2 separate regions of the Mus musculus genome follow, and region 2 is linked to region 1. Evidence: chromatin contacts called from ENCODE POLR2A ChIA-PET data. All regions are on one chromosome and are shown on one strand. Each heading gives the region's core, a stretch centred on a gene start or an enhancer-like site at or near the end of the contact. The rest is flanking DNA. Distances are from core to core; before and after follow the strand shown.

Region 1 (3,338 bases), core at 501-3,000:
TTTGTTGTTGTTTGTTGTTTTGTTTGTTTTGAGATGGTTGACTCTGTGTAACAAGCCCTGGCTGTCCTAAACTTGCTTTGTAGACCAGGCTGGCCTCAAACTCCTAAGAGATCCACCTGTCTCTGCCTGCTGAGTGCTGGGATTAATGGTGTGCACCACCACACCCAGCTGAGAGCAGAGTTCTATGGTCCAGACCTGCCACCTTTGTGGGGTGGGGGTGCAGGTGTCCTCTGAATACATTGTCCTTGGGAGAGACCAGTTCCTTATACCATGCTTTATATATAAAAGTCTGAAACTATACAAAATTAAATCATCTTCATGTTACATCTCAACCAAATCCAGATCCTCATGTACACACTGCCGGGAAACAGCCCTGCCCTGCCTGCCCATGGTTCAGGGTGGGAGGAACCATTACACAGCAGGAACTCTGCTGCCCATATGCGTGCTGTCAGGACAGGGCCTCCACGCCCACCGCTCTTCCTAGGAGCCTCCCATCATGGTCTTCTTGGCCTGGAAGAGAAAGCATTTTGTTTCAGTGACTTATTTCCAGTTTAGATATGGCTTAAAGCAAGACATCTACCACATCAAATGCCACCTTATCCCAACCACGCTAAAGAACTGAGATGCTAGTGTGTCTCGGGGGGTCCCAGCCTGGGCTCACCTACAGAGGACGCCTGGCCCCTGTGACTGAGAGTTTCTGTTATGAGATGGGCAGGGATGGAGGGGGAACCACAGGGGGGTGCCTTTATCTGGTCCAGGCAAAGCAGCAGATGGAGTCACACAATTCTGGTCAGCCACAGAGAGGGTGGCAGGGACAGCAGAAACTCTGAGCATTAGGAGTGTGTTTAGGGTTTCAATGACAGCTGCTGGCCACCAACCACAAGAGTAAAGGCTTGTGTCAAGTTAGAAGGAACAAGAAAAGCGCAACACCTGACGACTGAACAGCCTCTGCCGGGAAACCAAAGGCTGTATGTAGGTGAGGCTGGGCTGTAGTCAACTCAAACACTGCTCCTCATTCCCGCCGAGGCTACTGTGGACCTGCTTCTGATGCAGTGTGTCTGTCACCCTGGGTTCTTAACCACCGACCCTAGCTCTAGTGGAGGGGTCATGGGCAAAAAGGCCAGGATCAAGAACCCAAGCGGCTCTCAGCATCGCTTCCGTGCTGCAGGGAGAACCTGCTGCGGACCTTGCACTTTACTCCTCGGGGACAGGGTGCGTCAGGGGTGCGTGCCTAGCAGGACACTGCCCTGGCATCTAGCAGGAATTGCTGGGAGAAACCAAGTGGAGCTGGGGTCGGTCTCATCGGGTTGCCCATCGGCAAGACGCCAACAGCTAACTGGAGGCCCTGTCCCCTTGTCACTGGAGTTGCTTGGCGGAAAAGAGGACGCCAGACAGAGATGACGTAGCAGGGACACGCCCACCTACCGCGGCGGCGAAGCAGCTCCGCAGGGCCTCGAACTCGCGAACGCAGAGGTCCTTACTCAGGCGGCCTCCTGGGGCGGTGGACGCCTGCACGCACTTGCCATAAGCCGAGGCCTGAGGGAAGACGGGACAGTACAGGGACCTGACCCGAGTCGCCACCCATCCCGCTTCCGCTTCCGCTCCGTTCGCTCCGTACCTCAGCTCCACAGGCCGCCAGATGCTCGGGGAAGGCTCGGAAACGGCTCCGCACACGCCCCCACACCGCTCCGTTCACAGACATGAGCGGTCCTTTTAGGCTCTCGAGGGCGCCGCCATCTTGGGCCCTGCCTCTTCCGGAGTCGAACGCGTGAACATCCGGACTCTCCGCCTATCCTATTTTCTGGTTGGTCAGAGTCACAGTCCTGTGCTTCTGTAATTGGTCGCCGTTCTTGTCCGTCTCTTGCTGAGACTTTGGATTGGCTGAGACGCAGATGTTCCCGCCTTCGTGCCCGCCCCTTGCGAGCGATTGGTCGGGGGAGCGAGAGGAGCGCGACGATTGGAGGATCGAAGCCTGGCGGAAGCGGGGCAGTTTGGGAGGTTACCTGGACCATGGCAGCTGTGCCGCCCCTGCGGGACCGCTTGAGCTTCTTGCATAGGGTGAGTGAAACTCGCCGGGTGTGCTGACCTCCGGCGCCCGGGAACCTCGCTAGATTAGCGGGGACAGACACTGTCCAGCAGCTGCCGAGAATGAGTGTGCCTGCCGTGATAGCAGAAGGTTAACCCCAAGGGCGGCGGGCGATCTCCAGCGGGGCCCATCGGCTCTCCCCAGGCTTCATTTCAGAAGATCCTGGAAGCTCGTACATCTCTGGGGGACAGGGGGCATCTGGAAGGCCATAGCCACGGGGTGGCGAGAGCGGAGCCTGCTGCCAGCTGTTGACTGCAATAAATTGATTGCCTTGAGCTTTCTGACTGGATCTTGAGGGCACTGAGTGGCCCCAGGGACCCTTCTTAGGCTTTTAAGAGTCCCTGCTACAAGAGATCAGATCACTCAAGTCTGGGACAAGATCTGAAGTACTGAACTGTGCAGCTCCCTCCCTACAGATCCCCTTGAAGGCACTGTAGACAAATAGCACGGTGAAGACATACTTGTCTTAAATGTTCCTAAACCTCGCCCTCTCATCCAGATACTGATGGATGAGATGAGGTGTTCCCAGATTTCAACCAAGTAAACACCATAGGCTTGCAGGGACACGCAAGGAAGTAAGTAAGCAAGCACAACCAAGCTGATTCATGACTCAATAAGATGGAAGTTTGCTATCTTCAAGGAACCTTAAAGTCCCCAAGCTGAGCGGTTCTCACTCTTTGGGTCTGTACCCAGTAGTCTCACCCATCCAATGCACAGAAAGCCCTGAGATTCTTTCTGTTGCTGTTACTTAGTGTAGGAGGCAGGGGCTGAACCTCATCTTGACCTCGTTAGAGAACCTTTGTTGATTTTCCTCTTTCCCGGGTCACTCCTCCATGCCAGAGCAGAGCCTGTTTGCAGCTCTGCTTTGTGGCCCTTAGGGTGACTGTGGCCCTGCCCAGACTCTCTCCTGGGCAGTTTTAGCCCCAGTCAGCATGAGGCTTGCTTCCATTCCCTTCAGTGGCTGGGACCTACCCTGTCTAAGATGGCAGCTCACCATGGCCCTCATTCCCCTACAGCTCCCCATCCTGTTGAAGGGGACCTCAGATGATAGCATCCCATGTCCAGGCTACCTGTTTGAAGAGATCGCCAGTATCCTTCTGCACTGTTCCCATTGGTGGGTTTAGTGTTTAGTACGGAGGGGATCCTGACATAGCAGGAAGGGATACTGCATCAGGGTGGGGTTTTCTGCTATTCCAGGAGCACTGACAACTTCTTTTTTTGGATTTTCGAGACAGGGTTTCTCTGTGTAGCC
Region 2 (3,427 bases), core at 143-2,642, 130 kb before region 1:
TGCACTGTGAATGCACGGCTTCCACAACAACGACTCTAGCGAGCCCATCCAGAGCGGCTCTCAAACCTGCAGCCCGGCGCGGCGAGCCACGGGCCCTGCATACTAATAAGCTCGTGCCACTCAGCCCGGAGCAGCCCGAGCGCTGATTGGCTGCTCGGCCCTCCACGGCCCTGAGCTCGTGCCACTCATTCGGCGTAAACAGGCCTCCCAATAGGCTGGCGCCGGGCCAGGGAGCTGCCAATCAGGGAGCAGCAGGGCTACTACCAAGCCTGATGGCGCCTAATTCAAGCCCAGCGACTGCGCAGCTCCTTTGCGCAGATCATTGCTGCTGAATGGGAATGTGGTGGCGCAGGGCGGGAGAGGAGCTAGGGATAGTGAGAACGGGTGTCCGTGTCCAGGGGAGACTTGTGGTTTTGTTTTTCCATAATTTGTCAGGTGTAAGGTTTGGGGCATTTTTATTTGTTTTTATGCACAAAATAAAAAAGAAGAAATAGCCTCACGCTGTAAACCAGATGCTCTGTCCATACCAAGGGTCTGTTTGGCAGGTGGCAGAACCTGCTGCACGTAGGCCCAACTTCCAAGCGCAGATTCTGAGTTACCCTGATGTACCTCCACTCCCAGGCGCCCCCCACCCAAACTAGGAATACACTTCTGCCTGAGGCATGCCCACAGGCTCCATATATGCCCTTCTTCCCCCTGCCCGAGAGGCAGATGTACCTTTCTTCGCCAGCCATCTATCTGTCCGCTCTCAATTATTATCTCCCTCCGCCACACTTTGCAGCGTAGCAACAATCGAAATGAAAATCGAGGCTCTGTTGCCAAGATAAGGATTTACTTTTTCTATCAGCCCCTAGATTTTAAAAATATCTTCACTTGATAATTTTAGGGGTGGTTGTCATGGTGTGAAAACCATGCTTAGCATTTCTCAGGGCCTGTCCCTGCATATTCGCAAATTTCTCTCTACAATGGAAAACAGCCTCTAAACAATTCTCTTTATCATAATCAGAATCAAAGCGCTTTTAAAATATTCTGCAAGCAAATATTTCGGTTAGAATTTGGTTGCCTACCCAAATGTTATTTATTCTCAAGAAGTAGAGGTGATGTCTTAGTGGCGATGAATACATAATTTCTGCTTCTCTTTTTCTCTGTGTGTTGGGGGGGAGTATTTAAGTAGATGCCAATCGACACAGCTATATTCCTTTGGATTTTTCCAGTCTCTTTCCTGCGTGGACACAAAGGAGTTAAATCTGAGATCTGTGGTCTCCTCTCTTTCCCCGCCTCCCTTGCTTCTGCAAAACGGTCACGATTGGTTGGCACTTTGCCAGCGGGCTGTCCATCACTAAGTGTAAACAAGGCGCTGATTGGCTGTTATCCAGTCCGCACCGGGCCTCCTGAAAAAAGCAATTACTGGCTCCGCGGTTTCAAGGCTGCCCAAGGCCGCTTGATGAAAGGAGATAAACCGGGGACGGTTTCCAGGATCCCCGCGGGCCGACCCAGGCAGCTCGGGAGCCGAGGTGCGGCGGAGAGCTTGGGGATCAAAGGCATCTGAAGAGAAAGGGGAAGCGGGCGCACTGCCGGGCCGGCCTGGCCCCCTGCGGGCCACGCTGACCTGGGAGGATGGGGGCGGCGGGCGGGGACTCCGGGATTTCCCCCTCGCAAGCGACTGGGCTTCGGCCGCCGCCCGCTCTAGGTAAGCCGGGGTCTCCGCAGGCCGCCGGACGGGGAACACAAGCCTGACTGCGGGGTGGAGGCGCGAGGCCAGCCCGGGATTGCGCCCTCTCCAGCGCGGTGATTGCTGCGCGCCGGGGCGCACGAGCTGCGGTGAGGCACATCTCCTGCAGATCCAGTACGCGATTGAATCAGGCCATCCTGTGAGGGATGGGCGCGAATTCCGGCTCCCGGTGGCTCGGTGGTGACCCGACGGCGAACGCCGGCCGGGCTTGGCCTGAGGTGAGCTCCGTTGTTCTGGTCCCTCCAGCGGCGGGCAGCCGTTTCCCGCTTCGCACGCACGGAGAGAAGATTCCCGGCTCGGGAGAAACCGCTGCTGGCAACGGGAGGCCCCGGAACGCGAGCGCCCCTGTTCTCGGTTGGTGTAAGCATCTCTTGCAAGCCGCAGATTTTCTGAGTGCTTGGAATTCGAGTTCCTCGCTATTTTCTTTCACTGATTTTGTTTACCGATCCAGGAATCTTTATATCTATCTCCCCGTTTAAAGTATTCTCCCTTACCCCATCCGTCCCTTCAAAAAGAAAAAGAAAAAGGGAAAAGGATTTTAAAAAAAGAGAGAGAGAGAAATAATTGGATGCTACAAGGACACAGCGTGGCAATCCTCCGAGCTGCTGCAACCTCGAGGGGACCCGGGAAGCCAGTGTGGGGGAGGGGCGCGCCTAGACAGCTTGCACCCACTCTTTGATTTTGCGTAACCCGGGTCCTCTAGGCTGGACCGGGAAGATCTCCAAGTGTGGGATCTATCCCTCCAGGGCGGGTGGAGATGGTCAGAAGGGCACACCGGTAATCCATCTGCACACAGGCCTGCTGCTAGACACGAGAACGCGAGGTTTCTTTCCTCCTCAAGCCGGTTTAGAATCTTGGGGATCAGCACCGCCGGATCCCTAAAAGCTGGGCAGGAGGATTTGTCTCCAACCCCGCCATGTTCTGTGTCCACCCCAACCCCGTTCTGTGTCGTCTCACATCCCCGAAAGGCTCCCAGAGTGTGAAAGGCCTCGGCTCCTTGCTGTCTCGCTCCCACCTCTGCGTCCTCTCTAACCTCAGTATTCACTTAAGTCTAGTGGCCTTTTTCCTCCTTCGCTCAATACTGTTTCAAAATAGTTGTTACAGCAAATAGCTGCCGACGCGCCTCTGGATGCCGCCAGAGGCTGGCAGCTGCCCAGCGCGGGCGCACAGCCCCCGGCAGTTCCACAAGACCAAAATAAGCTCCCGTGTTCCTCTCACAGGGCTCGGCCTCCCGGGCGGGCCCGGGCATGTCTGGCTGGGCTCGCTATCTGCTTGGAGCAAACCATCCTGGTTTCCTCCTTGACTTCCTGCTATCCAAAACTAACAAATGTTTTTCATTTTAGAAGAACATGGCGTGAGGATCAGGGTCCTTTCTAGAGCAGTGCTTCTCACCCTTCCGAATGCTGCGACCCTTTAATACAGTTCCTCATGTTGTAGTGACCCTCAACCATAAAACTATTTTCGTTGCTACTTCATTACTGCAGTATTGCTACCGTTATGAATTGTAATGTAAATATTTTTGGAGACACAGGTTTGCCAAAGGGGTCATGACCCTTTAGGTGGGGAACTGCAGGAACTAGAGGGAAAGGGGGGGGGGTGTTAGAAAGAGTAGAGGAGACAGGACTATAAGCCATAGGTCAGTCTTTGCACAGGTGTCTCTGCTGTCACCTGAAGTTTTAAAAAAATTGTATGTTA

What was found. ChIA-PET counts read pairs that join two places held with the same protein, here RNA polymerase II (POLR2A).
Region 2: POLR2A ChIA-PET joins it to region 1 with 11 read pairs in Patski. The contact joins the promoter of 2900052L18Rik here to the promoter of Ndufaf8 in region 1. POLR2A ChIA-PET finds 5 or more read pairs at or near these places in 2 of 5 experiments (Patski and embryonic stem cell).

The regions. Positions count from the first base shown.
Region 1 is chr11:120,097,346-120,100,683 of GRCm38, reverse strand. It overlaps Ndufaf8 (NADH:ubiquinone oxidoreductase complex assembly factor 8), which reads right to left and starts at 1,750. Exons shown (of 3, transcript NM_001110242.1): 1 at 1,619-1,750; 2 at 1,426-1,536; 3 at 260-510. The coding sequence starts at 1,702. The coding sequence ends at 481. It overlaps Tepsin (TEPSIN, adaptor related protein complex 4 accessory protein), which reads left to right and starts at 1,953. Exons shown (of 13, transcript NM_183137.2): 1 at 1,953-2,058; 2 at 3,103-3,175. The coding sequence starts at 2,011.
Region 2 is chr11:120,229,582-120,233,008 of GRCm38, reverse strand. 2900052L18Rik (RIKEN cDNA 2900052L18 gene) reads left to right here and starts at 1,392. Exons shown (of 2, transcript NR_151480.1): 1 at 1,392-1,514; 2 at 1,711-3,427. It overlaps Bahcc1 (BAH domain and coiled-coil containing 1), which reads right to left and starts at 62. Exons shown (of 28, transcript NM_001347621.2): 1 at 1-62.